4 separate regions of the Homo sapiens genome follow, and all the other regions are linked to region 4. A link is a contact called in ENCODE Hi-C or POLR2A ChIA-PET data. All regions are on one chromosome and are shown on one strand. Each heading gives the region's core, a stretch centred on a gene start or an enhancer-like site at or near the end of the contact. The rest is flanking DNA. Distances are from core to core; before and after follow the strand shown.

The links. Hi-C counts contacts between places; a loop is a spot of excess contacts on that map. ChIA-PET counts read pairs that join two places held with the same protein, here RNA polymerase II (POLR2A). Pooled maps may share reads with other maps.
Region 1: a loop to region 4 is called in a pooled map of gastrocnemius medialis, with 2.7 times the contacts of the local background. The contact joins the enhancer-like site here to the promoter of ELMOD2 in region 4. A Hi-C loop is called at or near these places in 2 of 168 maps with a recorded cell type or tissue (CD8-positive, alpha-beta T cell and naive thymus-derived CD4-positive, alpha-beta T cell) and 12 of 50 pooled maps.
Region 2: a loop to region 4 is called in a map of ascending aorta, with 3 times the contacts of the local background. The contact joins the enhancer-like site here to the promoter of ELMOD2 in region 4. A Hi-C loop is called at or near these places in 2 of 168 maps with a recorded cell type or tissue (ascending aorta and ovary) and 11 of 50 pooled maps. POLR2A ChIA-PET finds 5 or more read pairs at or near these places in 1 of 52 experiments (BJ).
Region 3: a map of endothelial cell of umbilical vein shows a loop between it and region 4 (17-fold over the local background). The contact joins the promoter of RNF150 here to the promoter of ELMOD2 in region 4. A Hi-C loop is called at or near these places in 5 of 168 maps with a recorded cell type or tissue (Right ventricle myocardium superior, ascending aorta, endothelial cell of umbilical vein and 2 more) and 25 of 50 pooled maps.

Annotation. Positions count from the first base shown.
Region 1 is chr4:140,002,903-140,007,034 of GRCh38, reverse strand. All of the region lies in intron 1 of MAML3 (mastermind like transcriptional coactivator 3), which reads left to right. Among named protein-coding and RNA genes, the nearest start is that of MAML3-AS1, 120 kb to the left of the region's middle. Within about 2 kb of position 2,299, at least 19 of the 41 ENCODE cell types and tissues checked have a DNase peak (open chromatin) inside an H3K27ac peak, as active enhancers do.
Region 2 is chr4:139,732,209-139,736,094 of GRCh38, reverse strand. All of the region lies in intron 2 of MAML3 (mastermind like transcriptional coactivator 3), which reads left to right. It also overlaps a transcript of MGST2 not described here. Among named protein-coding and RNA genes, the nearest start is that of MGST2, 68 kb to the right of the region's middle. RefSeq lists a silencer at 1,008-1,127. Within about 2 kb of position 1,779, at least 28 of the 41 ENCODE cell types and tissues checked have a DNase peak (open chromatin) inside an H3K27ac peak, as active enhancers do; they include ascending aorta and ovary, where a contact is called at or near this core.
Region 3 is chr4:141,131,126-141,134,900 of GRCh38, reverse strand. It overlaps RNF150 (ring finger protein 150), which reads left to right and starts at 1,432. Exons shown (of 7, transcript NM_020724.2): 1 at 1,432-2,576. The coding sequence starts at 2,093. RefSeq lists a silencer at 1,494-1,613.
Region 4 is chr4:140,521,098-140,525,488 of GRCh38, reverse strand. ELMOD2 (ELMO domain containing 2) reads right to left here and starts at 1,321. Exons shown (of 9, transcript NM_153702.4): 1 at 1,209-1,321; 2 at 1-69. The coding sequence starts at 60. RefSeq lists silencers at 960-1,079, 1,270-1,619.

The sequences.
Region 1 (4,132 bases), core at 1,050-3,549, 520 kb after region 4:
AACTATCACCTACCTCTATCCTATTTTACCACCAAAGCTTATTTTACCAAAAAGCTTATGAAGCTTTTTGTTCTTTAAACATAACCAAGTTTATATTCATTTGTATATGGCACCTACCTCAAGGGGTTGACGGGAAGATTAAATGAGTTAATATATCCAAAGTACTTGGATTAGTGCCTGGCAGCGGGTAAGCTCTATGTAAGTCTTTGCTATTATTATTTTTTATTAGCTTTTATTATTTTTATTTGATAGACGACTATAGAATATCAATTTTAATTCATCTCCAGCTATGGTTGGATGCAGTTAGCCCTGCAATTGTTTGAACTTTAGAGGTCAACAGATGTATTTCAGTTGAATGAGAAAATATGCTAACCACCTTTTTTTCTGCTCTGCCCAGGGGTCTTCAAATGTCTCCTAATTCACTTTTTCACTTTTTTTTTTTTTTTTTTGAGACAGAGTTTCGCTCTGTCACCCAGGCTGGCGTGCAGCGGCGCCATCTCGGCTCACTGAAACCTCCATCTCCCAGGTTCCAGTGATTCTCTTGCCTCAGCCTCCAGAGTAACTGGGATTACAGGCACCCGCCACCATGCCTGGCTAATTTTTGTATTTTTAGTAGAGTCGGGGTTTCACCATGTTGGTTAGGCTGGTCTCAAACTCCTAACCTCAAGTGATCCACCCCTCTTGGCCTCCCAAAGTGCTGGGATTACAGGGGTGAGCAACCGCACCCGGCCTGTTTCCTAATTCACTTCTTGTTCACTCTAATACCAACCAGGAGAGGGGAGTGCTATGGACCCCTCCCCCTTCCACTCCCTTTCTTCCTATTGGCCCCCTCGAATTAGGAACAAGACAGAAGCATATGTTTTGGCATCTTATGTGTTCTCATAAAAAAGAGTCATCTTACTCGATAAAGTCCACTTAAATCTGGAAAGCCCTTGCATGGCACACGATATCTCAAGTGGCAGCCTCCAAACAAAAGATGACTATAGAACCCCCGAAATTCAAGGTCAGGAGACTGAATAATGAATGTCTGTTTATCCACCTGGTGCTTTAAAACTGACCTATGTTTCCCATAAGATGTCTTGAGGTTGAATTATGTCACAGCAGTAATGTCTTTAACACTATTGGGTGAGATGATTTGAGAGAGATCAGATTTCATCTGGTGAGTGACAAGGCTTCACTCCCTCTTGCAGTGTATTAAAACAATTAAACATCAGATGCATTTTACTGCAGTCTGTTTGACTCACGTGTGCATATTAGAATATTTTTTTCAAAAACCTATGAAATAGGAGCCTAGCTCCCTGTGAATGTTTATGGCGCTCATTAACAAAGTTCATCTCCAGGATGTATGATTTTCAGTTTTCTCTTTCTAATCTTCTTTTGGGAGGATGGAGGATGGGTAGAAATCAATTTTCCCAGCTAGATCTGCATTTTTCCAGTTAGAAAAGATGTTTCATTTTAATTTGTTGTCTGATGGTATTGAAATATTTTTCCAATCTGTTGTTATTTAAAAGAGCAAGCCCTATTCCTGTCATCATCCATTACCTGGAGCGTTATTTAGTAAGTGCTTTGTTTGTAAACAGATAGTGGTTTTAAACAGATCTAGTCCTGTGGTGATCATGTTTCCAACATTGGAGGACAGCTGCCTGGCAGCAGCACTTTTCTATGTTTAGTTTTTTATTTCAGTTCTTCTGAATTGATTATTTCCTCCTAATGTTTCCAGGTTAAGGAATATTTTATGCATATTATTTGTCAAATTCACATTTCTCTTTCTGCCAAGGAGGATTAGGAATCTCTAGTGAATCAACCTGCTCCAGATAGTTTCTGGGAAAGAGGAGAGGTGAAACAGGAAAAATCCTAGCCCTCTGCATTGTCTTAACCATTTGAACTAACCAGGACAAAGGGTAGCAACACCACTGAGTTAACCCACTGCATTGTTCAAAGCCCGTCCTCCACATTCACCAGCACCCCAGCACACTTAACCAAAATGTTTTCTACCTGTGTTTTTTGAAGTACAGATTTTAGCTACTTTGCTGAACTTTTGTTTTCTTCCTGATTATTTTGTTTCACAAGAATTTCTAAACTCTTAAGGAAACAAAAATCATTCTGTTTGGTTTTTGGTAGTTGAAAATACAGCTATATCTGGGGAATATGATGATAGGGAGGAGTTATTTCTTATGTTAAAAAAAAAACCTAAGGAAAACGGTAGCCCTCCTTTCGGCTAGGAAATGACCATGTGTCTCTCTACTGGGGAGCAGCTGCTGGGAGCCCTGGGCTGGCAGGGAGAGCGGGTCTGGGAAGGGAGCTGCGCCAGGCTCCCTCGCCAGCCCCGTGAGCGCTGCGTTTTTCCTGGAGCCGTCATTGTCTCCCTGCGAGTCTCATGGCGTTCTTTGTCTGCGGTGGGTATCTTGTGTCACACACTCGCAGCCCGTTGCACTAAGCCACTGTTCATCCCATTTTCTTTCTTTCTCTCCTCACTACTCTCCCCTGCCCCCTCCCCAAACCCCTCCCTTTCTTACTGGTTTTGTGATTCAAGGAATTTGAGATCATTTAGGTGAAGTAGACGCTCAGAAGGAGAGGTTTCTTATGAGCTTCAAAGAAGTGAGGAAACAAGATGCGATGCCTTTAAAACTGACAGTGCCCCTGTGTGGATCTGGGAATTACGTTCTTGAAGTAACAGCTTTTAGTTAAAAATACTGGGTGCTAGGGGAGTGGGGGTAAATGGTCCTTCCCTAGCACATTCATAATAAGTAAAGAAACTGTGCCATTGAGTAATACCCCCATCCACCAATATTCTGGGGTGAGAATATTGAGAGAACTGCCAGTGCCTTCTGTGCCATTGTTAATATGAGACAAAGTGTGACAACAAATGCCTTGTGAATTTAAATAGCCAGGTATGGTGTTCAGAAAGGCTTCTGAAATAAACACGCTAATCCACATTCTGTCTCGTGCAAAGTAAAGCATTAAGGGCTTGGTGCAGCCTTACCTTAAAGTGCCTGTGTGCAGTCTCTCTCCTTTTCTTCCCATTGCCTATAGCTTACAATGCTTTCTAAGTGATTCTCTTGCTTGTGCGGAGAGCAGGAATGGGAGGAAGGTTGAGTTGACAGGGCTCTTAAAGCCATTTGTAATTTACACAGAAACTTTCCTTGTGGGAACTTAAAGCACTTCACGTATGGAAATCATATACCTGGGGCAGACTTAATTCAAGGAGCCCAATCCTTGATTGTCACAGACATGGAAACTGAACTTAAGGGATGTTTTGGGATGTTTCCTAGGACACAGAGTTCTAGCTGAGCTAGGACTTGAATCTGGTGCTCTTTCAAGACTCCTTCAGAGGCACATGTTAGTATCTCAGTCCCCTTTGACAGACGTTGCTGGCAAAATGTTATTATCCTCACTTTAAAATGGGGTACACGAAAGCACAGAAAAAGAAAATTGTCTAGTGTTAACCCTTTGTGACAAAGCCAGTGAGATAGGACACTGTATTTCTTGCAGCCCTTCTCAGCTATTCGAGTTGAATCATATTGGCCTCAAGGACATCATCCTTGGCCCCTGACATGCCAGGATTCTCATGTCTGCTTGTCTTTCCTGCACTGTCCCCTAGCCTATTACCCCCCAATACTATTTCGTTCTTTTTCTCCTTATGCCCAAGGAGTGTCTTGTGTTTCTCTTTTACTAGGTACTTTTCTCCCAGTATATCTGGAACTTTGTCCGAGAGCTCCCTCTAGAATTTTCCCTTAGGTAACCCAGACCCAACCATGTTTACAAAGGAGCAATGCTGCTGTCACTTCCAAATGCACCCCAACCCAGTGGTGTAGTAAAAGCAGAACTGGCCTGGGGGCAGGAGGTGAAGTCCTCGTGCCATCAACAGTTCATGATACTGATTAACTCCCATGCCAAGTTCCTTCCAGCTCTAGAACCCTAAATCTTCATAGAAATTTGCAGAGAGGAATTTTGAGAAAGAAGTGGTAAATTGAACCATCCACCAAGTTGAATTGTTTTAAAAGCCTCAGACTTCTGGACATCCAAATTGTTAGTCTGACTTTGGAGCTGGGTGCTTGTCCTTGCCATTACTTTCCTGCCACCGTAGTGGGCATGGTTCCAACAGACCCTGCCAGTGCCTACCTGGGGAACC
Region 2 (3,886 bases), core at 530-3,029, 790 kb after region 4:
GCACAGGTTTTCTGGGGCATCCTTTTTGTTTATGCATTGATTTATTTTTACTCTTTCCTGCCACGAACAATCCTCATCTCTGTCCTCGTGTCCTTCCCAGCCACTAACACACACGATGTGGCGGGGCCTGGGAAATGCGCCCGCTGGAGCACACCGCAGCCTCGCGGGCTCCCGAGCGGCGCGCGCGGGCCGAGGACCTCCAGGGCCCCTCGCGGGTCTCCCGAGCGCCGCCGCACCGCCCCTGCCCGCGCCCGGGACCGCCTCGTGGGCTTCTTTGTTAGGGCCGCCTGCGCCGAGAGGCAGTCTAGGTCCTGCCGGGGACGCACGGGCCCCACTCCTGACTTCCTAGCCGGAGTCCCCTGAGGACTTGTAAGCATATAGGCTGGAGTCGAGAGGCTAAATTAGGCCCCAGGGGACTTTTTCAATAAAACCCTAAATTTCATTTAGGTTGTTCGTAGGCCAAGCGATTGCAAGGACTCTGAGCCGAAGCAGCGGTGCCGGGCCGACCCGAGGCTCGCTCCTTATCGCCCCCTCCCCGGGCCGGCTTTGTGCAGCTGGGGTCCTGGAACCCGGTCCCTCCCGGGCTGTCGGCCCTGGGGTCTGGTGTCCGCCACCCTCCCCCCCCGGAGGTCGCCACTGCCCCCCTACCCCACTCCCAGCCCTTCCGTTTCCCTCCACGTCCCCTTCCCGCGCCCTCCCCCACTTGAATTCTTCCTCCCCTCCGGCTGGAAGAAAAGTCGGTAATGAGAAACCAGTTCAGTGTCAGTCGGAGGAGGGGGGCAGATAACCCCAGAGATACACGGCAATGGAGAGAGAACTCATTTTGTGCAAAGAGGGCCTCGAGTCACCAGGGAATTCCTGGATTGTCTCAGGCTGTCGTGTGTGATGTCCATCACGCCGTGCGAACACCATCTGCTCGGTATTGTGCTCTCAGTTGCCAGGCTACCTGCTGTACGCAGTAACACTTGACTGCCTGGCTCCACGTTCGCAGCGCTCGCCCAGACGCGCGGGGCGGGGGCCGCGGAGGGGCGGGCGGGAGCCCTGATTAAGCCATCTGCGAGGGGAGGGGGCGCGGGCGCAGCGGCGGCCGGGCACGAGGCCGGGCTGACACCACCATCTGCTGGGGCGCGGGAAGAACGGCAGCTGCTCTGCGTTGCCCCGGCGAGGGACGCCTGGAAAAGGCTGAAGCCCTGGGCGTCCTCAAGCCCGTTATCCACGGGGTCCCCGTCACCCCAGCCTGCTCGCCGCCGGCCGTCTTTTGTGATTCCCTGCTCTTTGGTTCGCCGCCAGCAAGGCTGGCCCCTCTCACCCAAACACTATGCATGTTCTTGAAAACACTTCAGAAAAATAAAGCTTCCCTACGCACAGATTTATAAATAAACAGCTGGCTGTTCTTGGGAGATATTTTTACCACAACTGTTTTTTGAAGTCGAAAACTGCCTGTTTGGGGGAGGTAAGGGTGCTTTTGACACCTCCTACCTCACTCTAGCCTTTAGAAAATTGCTAAGATCTTTTCCCTGGAGGGGAAGATATGTAAAATAGGTTCGTTGGTTTTGATTTCTTTCTCCTCCCTTTATTTTACTGAAGAGTCAGAGGGTTGGGCGAGTAGTGAAGATCTATGTAGCCACAGTTGGATTTTTGAGGGGAAGAAACTGTATTAAGATTCTTGGGAGAAGCAAGGGAGGTCGTTGGGCAAGGAGTGGATTGGAGAACAAGCCAGTAATTACAACTAAAAATACTGCATCATTTGGCTTCAAGGCATTACATCTCGCATGACGAAAGCTCAGCCTGGTTTTCTCTAATTGCACAACACAGTGTGTGTCCTTCTTAGAAACAAGAGCAGTGGCTTGAAATCCTGAAATTTGACAGACTATTTCTCATTAAGCCCTCTGAGACTGGAGGTTAAAAGAAGCCATGTATTATGTTAGTGGCCTCGGCCAGCTTAATGTGTAAGTCAAGTCACTGAGTACATTTTCACACTTTGGAATACACCTCAGAGTCGGGGGCTGTAGGTGTCTCTCATCCACTGTTGAATGCCGCAGAGCTTTGTTGCGAACTAAAGATGTTTCGTATGGAAGGCAGTCCTTTAAGAATGCACATAGTGGCTGGGAGCAGTGGCTCATGCTTGTAATCCCAACATTTTGGGAGGCCAAGGCAGGAGGATTGTTTGAGGCCAGGAGTTCAAGACCAGCTTGGGCAACACAGATGGGCAACAACCCATCTATACAAAGAATTTAAAAATTAGCAGGGCATGGTGGCTTAAACCTGTAGTCCCCCACCTACCCAGGAGGCTGAGGCAGGAAGATTGCTTGAGCCCAGGAGTTGGAGGTTGCAGTGAGCTATGATCATACCACTGCACCCCAGCCTGGGCAACGGAGTGAAACCCTGTCTCTAAAAAATAATCATAAAATAATACATACAGCCCTTCCTGCCTGTAGGTCTTCAGTGAGAAGCCTGAAGGCAAAACCTCTGGGAGGGAATTATTTGGGGAAATACATAATCCTATCCCTTTGGGAGGGTTTTTTTTTTTTTTTTTTCACACTGTGCTTTTGAAGTATTTCTTCTTGGCCCAGGAAGACACGGGCAAAAAGTGGTTTGATGTATCGTCGTCACCCCATTTGCCTCTCTCTTTCTTTTCCCAGTGGAGAGGAGGCTGGGAAAGCAACACTTCTTCACTCCTTACCACTTCCCCAGCTGTGCGGGCTGGTCACACAGGACAAGCATATCTCAAAGTGCACAAAGATAAACAGGGCCATCCCAGACCAACCCTCTCAAAAAATCAAGCTGAAGAAAACTTTATCTTCCCTTGGGCCTCATTTTCTTTCCAACTCTCTCCTCCTTATCAAAACTGGAAAGTATCAAATATACTGAGACAGAAAAAACAAACTACATATCTGCATTTTTGCTGATTGGCTGTTTATATGTCAGTGTGAATTCATTTGTTAAAGTGTAAAGCCAATCAGCCATTTGTCCCTAAAGGTGCCAAGAAACAGCTTTATTTCACTGGAAGGAAGGGCTTGGAAAACAGGTAGCAAATATTTGGGGGAAAAGGGAAGACCCTGAAATATCTAGGCCCCTGCAAGGGTTAGTCCTGAAGTAAACTTTTTGGTAGCACAAAGGTTCCTGGCATTTTTTAGTGTAAGATCTTTTTATTAACATCAAAAATATTTCCTAGCTGTCTTTGTGTATTTATAGAGAAAATACACAAAGGCAAAACATTTTATTAATTTCAGCTACAGCATTTACACATAAAAAATAGAACGCAGTACACTTATGAGAGACACAGTATATAGGTCTACAGGCTGTTCTTAGGTGCACACTTAACACCATGAAGACACTGCCTGGGAGAGGCCTGAGCTAGTAGGAATACTGAATTGAGAATCAAAATCAGCGTTCTGCTTACTCATGTAACCAAATACCACCTGTACCCCGATAACTTATGGAAATTTTTTTTTTAATTTTAAGTTACATTTTTTAAAAAAGTAAAGACAAGCTATCTGTTACAAAAAAAAAAAAAATAGCGTTCTAGTTCTGCTAGTTCTGTGTCTTCCATTCATTGATTGTGTGACCTAAGCTACTGCACGAACAAACCAGAGCTTCTTGGGTGATTGTTTCTAGGGTAAGAGGAGTAGCGTTTTGGTTTGGTTTGGCTTTTGTTTGCTTTGCTGTTTTGTTTTGTTTGGAGGGAAGAAGAGCAACTGAAGATGCAGTTGAAGTCAGTCATAGTGGAGAGGGAAGCCTGCATGGTTCTACAGCACACCACAGAAGGAAGGGAGGAACACAAGCCCAAGCCATAGGGAATCAAATCCAGGACGGTCTCTCTAGGAGAGACAGAGAGAAACTTCACCTATTTGCTTTGAGAAAAAACTGCCAATATGTTTAACGG
Region 3 (3,775 bases), core at 183-2,682, 610 kb before region 4:
AGACTGGGGAAACACTGTGGGTTGCTAAAGGCAACTGCTCAGAACCTAGCCGGGGGTTTCTAGCAGTGGACTCCTCCCTCAGATCTCTGGTGGTTCAGGAACCAGCAGCCAGGTGTCTCCACTTTTGCCTCCTTGGCAGTAAGCGCTATAAAAAGCACTGTCCCAATTGCCTAGAAGCCTATTTTCTAAAATGAATAAGCTAGGAACACATACAAATTCAGCACATCAAATGCCATAGAGACAAATTCTTCTAAGTAGTTCTTCTTGTGCCTGCTTCTAATTTGGGTACAGCTGAGGCTCTTTGCCCTCCCTTAACAGCCATCAGCTGTTTGTACTGCTGCCGGAAAAAGAGAAGTTGTACTGGTGGACGTTCATTAACGAAGAGCTGTAAACATGCTAAAGTCCTGGGGAAAAGGCAGCCTTTCATTTTTTAAATTTAAATCATGAATGGGTCCTGGGTTCTCTGAAAGAGCATCAGGTGGGAAACACAATGTAAATGATAGAGAACCATCAAACAAATATTTTTAGAGACTATATGGCAGGCATCTCAAGCCAAGGGAAAGGATATCCACCACCAAAACGTCTAATTGGTAAGGCACTCTGCTGTACTACAGTTTTAAGAACACTACACTAGGGGGACTGTACTGTCTGCTGACTACTGTAATCTCTATGCACAGTTGGAGAGCGCACTATAAACAATAACCCAAACAAACCTCCCTTGCCTGTTGGTGCTGCGAGTCCCCTGTTCCCAGCCATGACAATCAGAATAAACACAGTCCAGAAATGTCTCACCCGGTTTCTCTTCTTACAGAGTGACAAAACACCTATTCTATAAGAAAACGAATGTTAGATGTTTGCTTCCAGGTGGGCAGTAGGAAGCCCATTGTTATACCCATCTTAACAGAATGGTTGTTAGACCAGCAGCATCAGCACCACCTGGGAACTTGTTAGAAATGCATATTTTTGGGGCCCTACCACAGATCTACTGAACCAGAAACTTTGTGGCAGGACCCATCGGTCTGAGTTTTAAAACTAAAGATTTGATAGCCACTGCCCTAGGTATTCCAGAGGTAGCTTTGGAAGGACCTCAATACCAAACCACCTTACACTTTGGCCTTAGGACAGGTAATCAGGGAGCTCACGGCAGTACTTCCAGCAAACGGGAGGGTCGTTTACGAGAGGCACATACATTTGCTAAATGTAACGCTCAGGAAGTTATTCCCGTACTCAAAGGTCGAGGGGTCGCTTCCTCTTTACCTCCACCTAGATTAAGTCGCCGATTGAGGTTGAATTTGAGACCCGACAGGGGTCGCTGCTGCCCATAAAGAGAGACCAAGGGAACATGGCAAGAGAATCCCAGGGGCTTTGACATCACACTAAGCTCCTCCTTGCACGCACACATTATACACACACACACACACACACACAAACATACAGACACACACACACGGACCGCTTACTCCGCTCTGCCTGCTCGCTCCCACTGTCCCCAAGCCCGCCCCGCCCGCGGCAAGTGCGTGCCCAGGCGCAGCCACCGGCGAGATCAGGAGCGCAGCGCCCGCAGCCTGAGGGAACCGGCGCAGGGCAGCAGCGGCTGCAGCTGGATTCGCGCGCCCCAGCGCTCAGTGGCGGCGGCCGGGACACCCTGGGCAGCACCCCGCACCGCAGCACCCCAGACTACGAGCAATCGTGCCCGTCCCCGCCGGGGCTGGAGGGCGCAGGGCCGCCACCCTGCAAGTTCGTGGGCCCCCGGCCACCCTTATGAGAGAAGGCGAAGCCGGGCGAAGGAGCAGGACGCTCGGCAGCAGGACTCCTCCGCAAGCCCCGCGGGCCCTCTGTTCCCGCGCCCCCCGGGCGCCCAAGAAGCAAAATGCAACCACCGCGCTACAGCTGAGAGGGGAAGGGGCCAGCGCCATCCGCTCGCCCGGAATCCGGTCCCCGCGGCGGCTGCGCGTCCCGGCCGCGGCCCCTCCGGCCCGGGAGTGAGCAGCAGCAGGAGGAGAGGCAGCGGCCCGGGGTTGGCCGGGGCTGGGGAGGAGGGACGGGACGGAGGGAGGGCGCGGGGGCGGGGAGGGGGCCCCGGCGGATAAAGATGGCAATGTCTCTCATCCAAGCGTGCTGCAGTCTGGCTCTCTCAACATGGCTGCTTTCCTTTTGTTTCGTGCATCTGCTCTGCCTGGACTTTACCGTGGCCGAGAAGGAGGAATGGTACACCGCCTTCGTGAACATCACCTACGCCGAGCCCGCGCCGGACCCCGGGGCCGGGGCGGCGGGCGGCGGCGGCGCGGAGCTGCACACGGAGAAGACGGAGTGCGGGCGCTACGGAGAGCACTCGCCCAAGCAGGACGCCCGCGGGGAGGTGGTCATGGCCAGCTCGGCCCACGACCGCCTGGCCTGCGACCCCAACACCAAGTTCGCCGCCCCGACCCGCGGCAAGAACTGGATAGCCCTCATCCCCAAGGGCAACTGCACGTACAGGGATAAGATCCGGAACGCGTTCCTGCAGAACGCCTCAGCCGTGGTCATCTTCAACGTGGGCTCCAACACCAACGAGACCATCACCATGCCCCACGCGGGTGAGTGGCCCAGCGGGCGCGGGGGAGGGGAGCCGGCGGGGACGGAGGTGCCTAGAGGGATCCAGCGCCTGCCTCCAGGCTCCTTCTGGGAAGTCCGTGCGGCGCGGAAGACGTGTCTGGGTTCCCTGGACCGATTAAGTTTTGCTCCGCGTCACTTGGGGGGTTTACAAAGAGGAGAAGATTAACTGTATTGGGTAGGGGAGAGGCTGCCGGAGAGCTTGGCATAGCGCCGCTTGGACAGGGGTTCAACGTGGCGGGCTAACTTTTCCGAGGGGGACCTGGAAGGTGGGGTTTGGAGGGTAGGGCTCAGATACTGTTCTTGGTTAGTGACCGGCCCAGCACCTGTTTGGAACCAGTAGATCTGATACCACAGCACTGCCCTTGGGTCTGTGCATCAGGTATACCCTGATGCAGGCGCTATATCAGGAGAGGGGTAGGGTTACCTGCTGGCAGCTCACCACCGCGAACTTGCACTTGGGAGAGTTTCCCCTTTTGGGTTTACGCACTTCATTAATCATATTAAAAGTACTATGCTCTGCCAGGCTGTCATCCAGAGAAACTGACAGGTGGCCACGATGGTAAATAATAACAATCCTCAACAAGCCAAGAAGAGTGTGATGGCCCTAAAGTTATAACTACTTTTCTAATTATTGCATTATCCTTTGCCTGATTGGGAGGTTAAATATGCTGAAGGTTTTCTTTCTGGCTAGAATGAAGGGATTTCAGACTAGAGAGAATAAGCTTTTGTTAATGATCGCAGGTACCAGGACTAGAAATGCATTACTGTCCCAAAACTCAATACCGCATATGCCTGACATAAGCAATGTTTCCCTGGTGGTAGGAACACCCTCCCCCCAAAAAAGCCATCCCCAGGCTTGTTAACATAAGTCCATAAGCCACTAGTTTTAGCAAGCTAGCCTCCTTATGTCAGAGCTTGCTGCTTGTATTTGTGTGCCTGAGAAGTGGGCCCTCCTTCCCCAAAGGGGTTTCTGGGCCGAGACTGTGGCATCCAGTGCCCGGAAGGAGGGGAGAAAATGACAGATGCATTTTCTGAGTGGAGTCTCCTAATCAAAAGCATTATTTTCTTTAAAAACCAAATTTGAATAAATAGTTACGCTGCTGAAATGGAACACCAAGCTCTGGCTACATTTGTAGGGGTGTTCTCTTTGGGGACAAGTTTCCATTCCGAGAGCTCATGT
Region 4 (4,391 bases), core at 72-2,571:
CCATTTCATCCAAAATCGAAAAAAGTGCCCATAGAAGAACTCCCACAAAGAAATAAACATTTTTTTTTCCTGGAGGAGGGAAACATACAAGACAAGCTTAATGACCTTAAACTGAATTTTAAAATTTAAAAAGTTTATACAACTGATCAAATCTCAAATTATGTATCTATCATTTCATTGTGTCTGTTTTGACAGTTTAATTAGGCATTTAAAAACAATGGCAGGTGTAATATATACCGCTATTAATTGATGATCAAATGGCCAATTAATCACTTTTTCAAAACTAAAATTCAAACAATGTACTCAAACTATTCAATGGCTTGAAAGAGTAACAGAATGGTTTGCACTTTTTGCTAAATAATTGTATTTCATATCTTAGTTTCCTAACTTCCCATTCTTTGAGAACTGGGGCTCAACAGTTCAAGATCAAGAGGACTCCAACTAATCAACAATTAAAATATATACCAAAACATCAGAGTTGTTTTTATAGAATACACTCTTCTTATCCCATGTGGATAATTCGTTACAACTGTCCCAGTCAGGTGATGCCAGCAAATAAAAACACTACAAACTTAAGTATACAAGTTGAACACTGAGTATATAACACCTTAGCTCATTCTTGATTTTCCATTCAATAGGTCAAGGGCAGAAATACTAACAAGTTTTTGTTTTGCTAAGTACACACTCGATACAACTATATCTTATGCCATAAGAAAATTCTTCAGCTTCTAAATGAAAAAGTCAGGGAGATACTAGTGAGAGGGAGATACTTAAAAACAAAATTGCTCGTCTCCTTCCTGCCTTAAACATTCCCACAGACACGTCACCTCTGGACTAGGGCCTGAGGAGGGACTGTCGAAGTTCGAAGTACCCGCAGGTCAGTGCAGAAAGAGCGCATAGCACAGCTGGGTTGATCATTATCTTGAAAATCAAGCCATCTAGTCCGCGCTCATTAGGACAAAAGCGCAGAACTGCCGAGCAGAGGGGATGCACGCGTAGCGGCGCCTGAGCACCCCAGGGCTCTGGGCGTCTCTGCGCCGACCCCCCTCGCGCGCCGCCCGCGAATGGGAGGGCAGGGCTCGCACAAAGACCCGCCGGCCCAGGCGCCCCCGGGTTCCCGCAGAACCCCGCGGGGCTCGCGAGCCCGCGCGCTCTCAGTGCAGCCGCACCGAGGCATCCGGGGCAAGAGGAAAAGAAACAGCAGCCACCTCACAGGAGCGGAAGAACTAGGGGGAGCAGGAGCTGCCTCGGTTTCCCCACTGCAAACAGCCGGCAACGGAAACGACGGAACACTCCCTTCAAGCACCGCGACCCGGAAGTCAGGGAGCGAGGCCGCGGACCCGCCTTCCCAGGGCCACTGCCCGCCCCGCCCCTCCGGCCTCTTCCGATTGGCCCGCGCTCCACCTATTGCTAACGCTGGAGAGAGGTCGAGCTGAGTGGCCCAGGCGCGAGGGCTCAGATACTAGGGACGCCCAGACGGTTTCCCTGGCAACGGCGGCCAGGAGCCCCGCCCCGCGCCGGAGTAGCGCCTCCTAGCGCTGCGCTGGAGACTTTTCCCTCCTTGAACCTCAGGTCCTTAGCGCGGGTTGACACCTTGTACTATTCCTAGGCTCCAAGCGCGGAAGAAACCCTGTGCTTACGGTAACTTATAGTGCCTTAGTTACAAAAGCGCTTTCATCTGCATTGAATCTTAATTCTGTGAAGTAATTATGAATAACTCCACTTTATGCACGAGAAAAGGGAACCGGCTACTTGACTGTGGCCAATACGTGGCAGATGAGGAAAGTCCATGTGTTGAGAAACGAAGTTTGGACTTTATCCTATAATACTATAGGTCTAAAAGTTAATTTATCAAATGTTTATTCCCTAACTGGTTGTTTTTGTTGAAAAAGTAATTTCGTGATTACTTTTTAAAAACCTCAAGCAGTAAGTTTCTTAATTCAACAAGTATTTGTTGATTGTTAGCACAGGCAGTGTTCCAAAAGGCAGTCAAACACGAAACAAACAGCCAAATATTTAATATGTCAGATGCTACTAAATGTTAAGGGTATAGGGGTTGTTAGCTAAGGGGTAATGGGGAGTCTGTGGGGGAAGTCATTGCATACAGTGTGGTCAAGGAAGTCTCATTATTAACGTGGCATTTTGGCCTCATTGAACGAAGTAAGGGAGTTTACTGTGGGAGTATCTGGAGGGAGAGTGATCCAGGCACCAGAATGACAAGTGCAAAGACCTTGAATTGGGAGGGTTTTTGAAATGTTGGAGGAAGAGCAAGAAGGCCGGGGTGGCTGGAGGAGAAAGAGCAAGGGGGAGAGTAGAATATAAATACAAAGGACAACTGATACTGAAAACAAATTTCCCCATCCACCCAAAACTCCTGATACCTCCGTCACCTTGCTCAGAAGCAACCAGTATTACTTTCTTGTTTCTAATTCCAAAAATATTATATGCAAGTGTATATATGTATATTCCTTCCAACTCCTTGAATTGAAGCAAGTGATACATACTTTCCCACATCTCAACCAGCGTTTAAAAAATGGACTAATTGTAGAACACTAGCCATGTGCAGGGTGCATAAGCCGTCATCCCTGTCCCATACCAACAATGAACTTGGTAATGAAGTCTGGATAGACACTACAATAGTAAAATCACAGAATCTTAAATCTTAAAGAGAACTTATAACTATCATCTAATGTAATTTTTAAAATTATAGATTAAAAGATTTAGAAAGGCAAAGTGCACAGCCGATTTGGCAAATTGACCTGTAAACTAACTTCTATTTCAGGAGGATCTCCATTATTACACAAACTTTTACATAGTAGAAGGTGAGATAATTCTATATGTAATCCTTTTGCCTTTTCAAAGTGCTATACTAAGTGTAGGCAGTGCAGTAGAGGAACTCTCTCCTCCTTGTTTCCCTGCTGCCTGTTTGCCCACTTCCATTTATGTCTTTCCCCAAGAGAAGAGAATGCTGATATGTTTTGTCAGAACCAGAGAAATTGATTAAGCTGCATTTATTATAAGCAGGGTCACTGTACATTAAAACTTCTTATGCATACCTTTTGCCTCTTCCCTTTTCCACTAATTCACTTGCATGTAACTGGCAGATACATTAAACAAATCCTGTTTCTCAGGAAAGATTGTCCATCTCTATTTCTTATTCTCTTTGGTTTTCTTCTTTCTTGTGGCTAGCTAAAGGTTAATTATATCCTAAGATTAAGATTCTGGTTTCATGGAGAAAGTGGGACCTTCTCCATCTAGGTCCCTAGGTCTCTCAACCTGTGTGCATCTACGTGGCCTTATCAGATACACCTACATACAAACCAAAGGCAATAGAGGAAGGAAATTTGGTTATATTTTTTAGTAGTACTGAGGAATCTCTGCTTTCTTGGATTCTCAGACTAAACAGCCATGGAACTGTTGATTTTAGAAACTGCTTATTGGAAAGAGTTCTTTGGTATGACTGTTTTTTGTTATTATACTTTAAGTTTTAGGGTACATGTGCACAACGTGCAGGTTTGTTACATATGCATACATGTGCCATGTTGGTGTGCTGCACCCATTAACATGTCATTTAGCATTAGGTATATCTCCTAATGCTATCCCTCCCCCTTCCCCCTTCCTGTCCCCGGTGTGTGATGTTCCCCTTCCTGTGTCCATGTGTTCTCATTGTTCAATTCCCACCTATGAGTGAGAACATGCGGTGTTTGGTTTTTTGTCCTTGCGATAGTTTGCTGAGAATGATGGCTTCCAGCTTCATCCATGTCCCTACAAAGGACATGAACTCATGATTTTTTATGGCTGCATAGTATTCCATGGTGTATATGTGCCACATTTTCTTAATCCAGTCTATCATTGTTGGACATTTGGGTTGGTTCCAAGTCTTTGCTATTGTGAATAATGCCGCAATAAACATACATGTGCATGTGTCTTTATAGCAGCATGATTTATTGTCCTTTGGGTATATACCCAGTAATGGGATGGCTGGGTCAAATGGTATTTCTAGTTCTAGATCCCTGAGGAATCGCTACACTGACCTCCACAATGTTTGAACTAGTTTACAGTCCCATCAACAGTGTAAAAGTGTTCCCAATTTCTCCACATCCTCTCCAGCACCTGTTGTTTCCTGACTTTTTAATGATTGCCATTCTAATTGGTGTGAGATGGTATCTCATTGTGGTTTTGATTTGCATTTCTCTGATGGCCAGTGATGGTGAGCATTTTTTCATGTGTTTTTTGGCTGCATAAATGTCTTCTTTTGAGAAGTGTCTGTTCATGTCCTTCGCCCACTTTTTGATGGGGTTGTTTTTTTCTTGTAAATTTGTTTGAGTTCATTGTAGATTCTGGATATTAGCCCTTTGTCAGATGAGTAGGTTGTGAAAATTTTCTCCCAT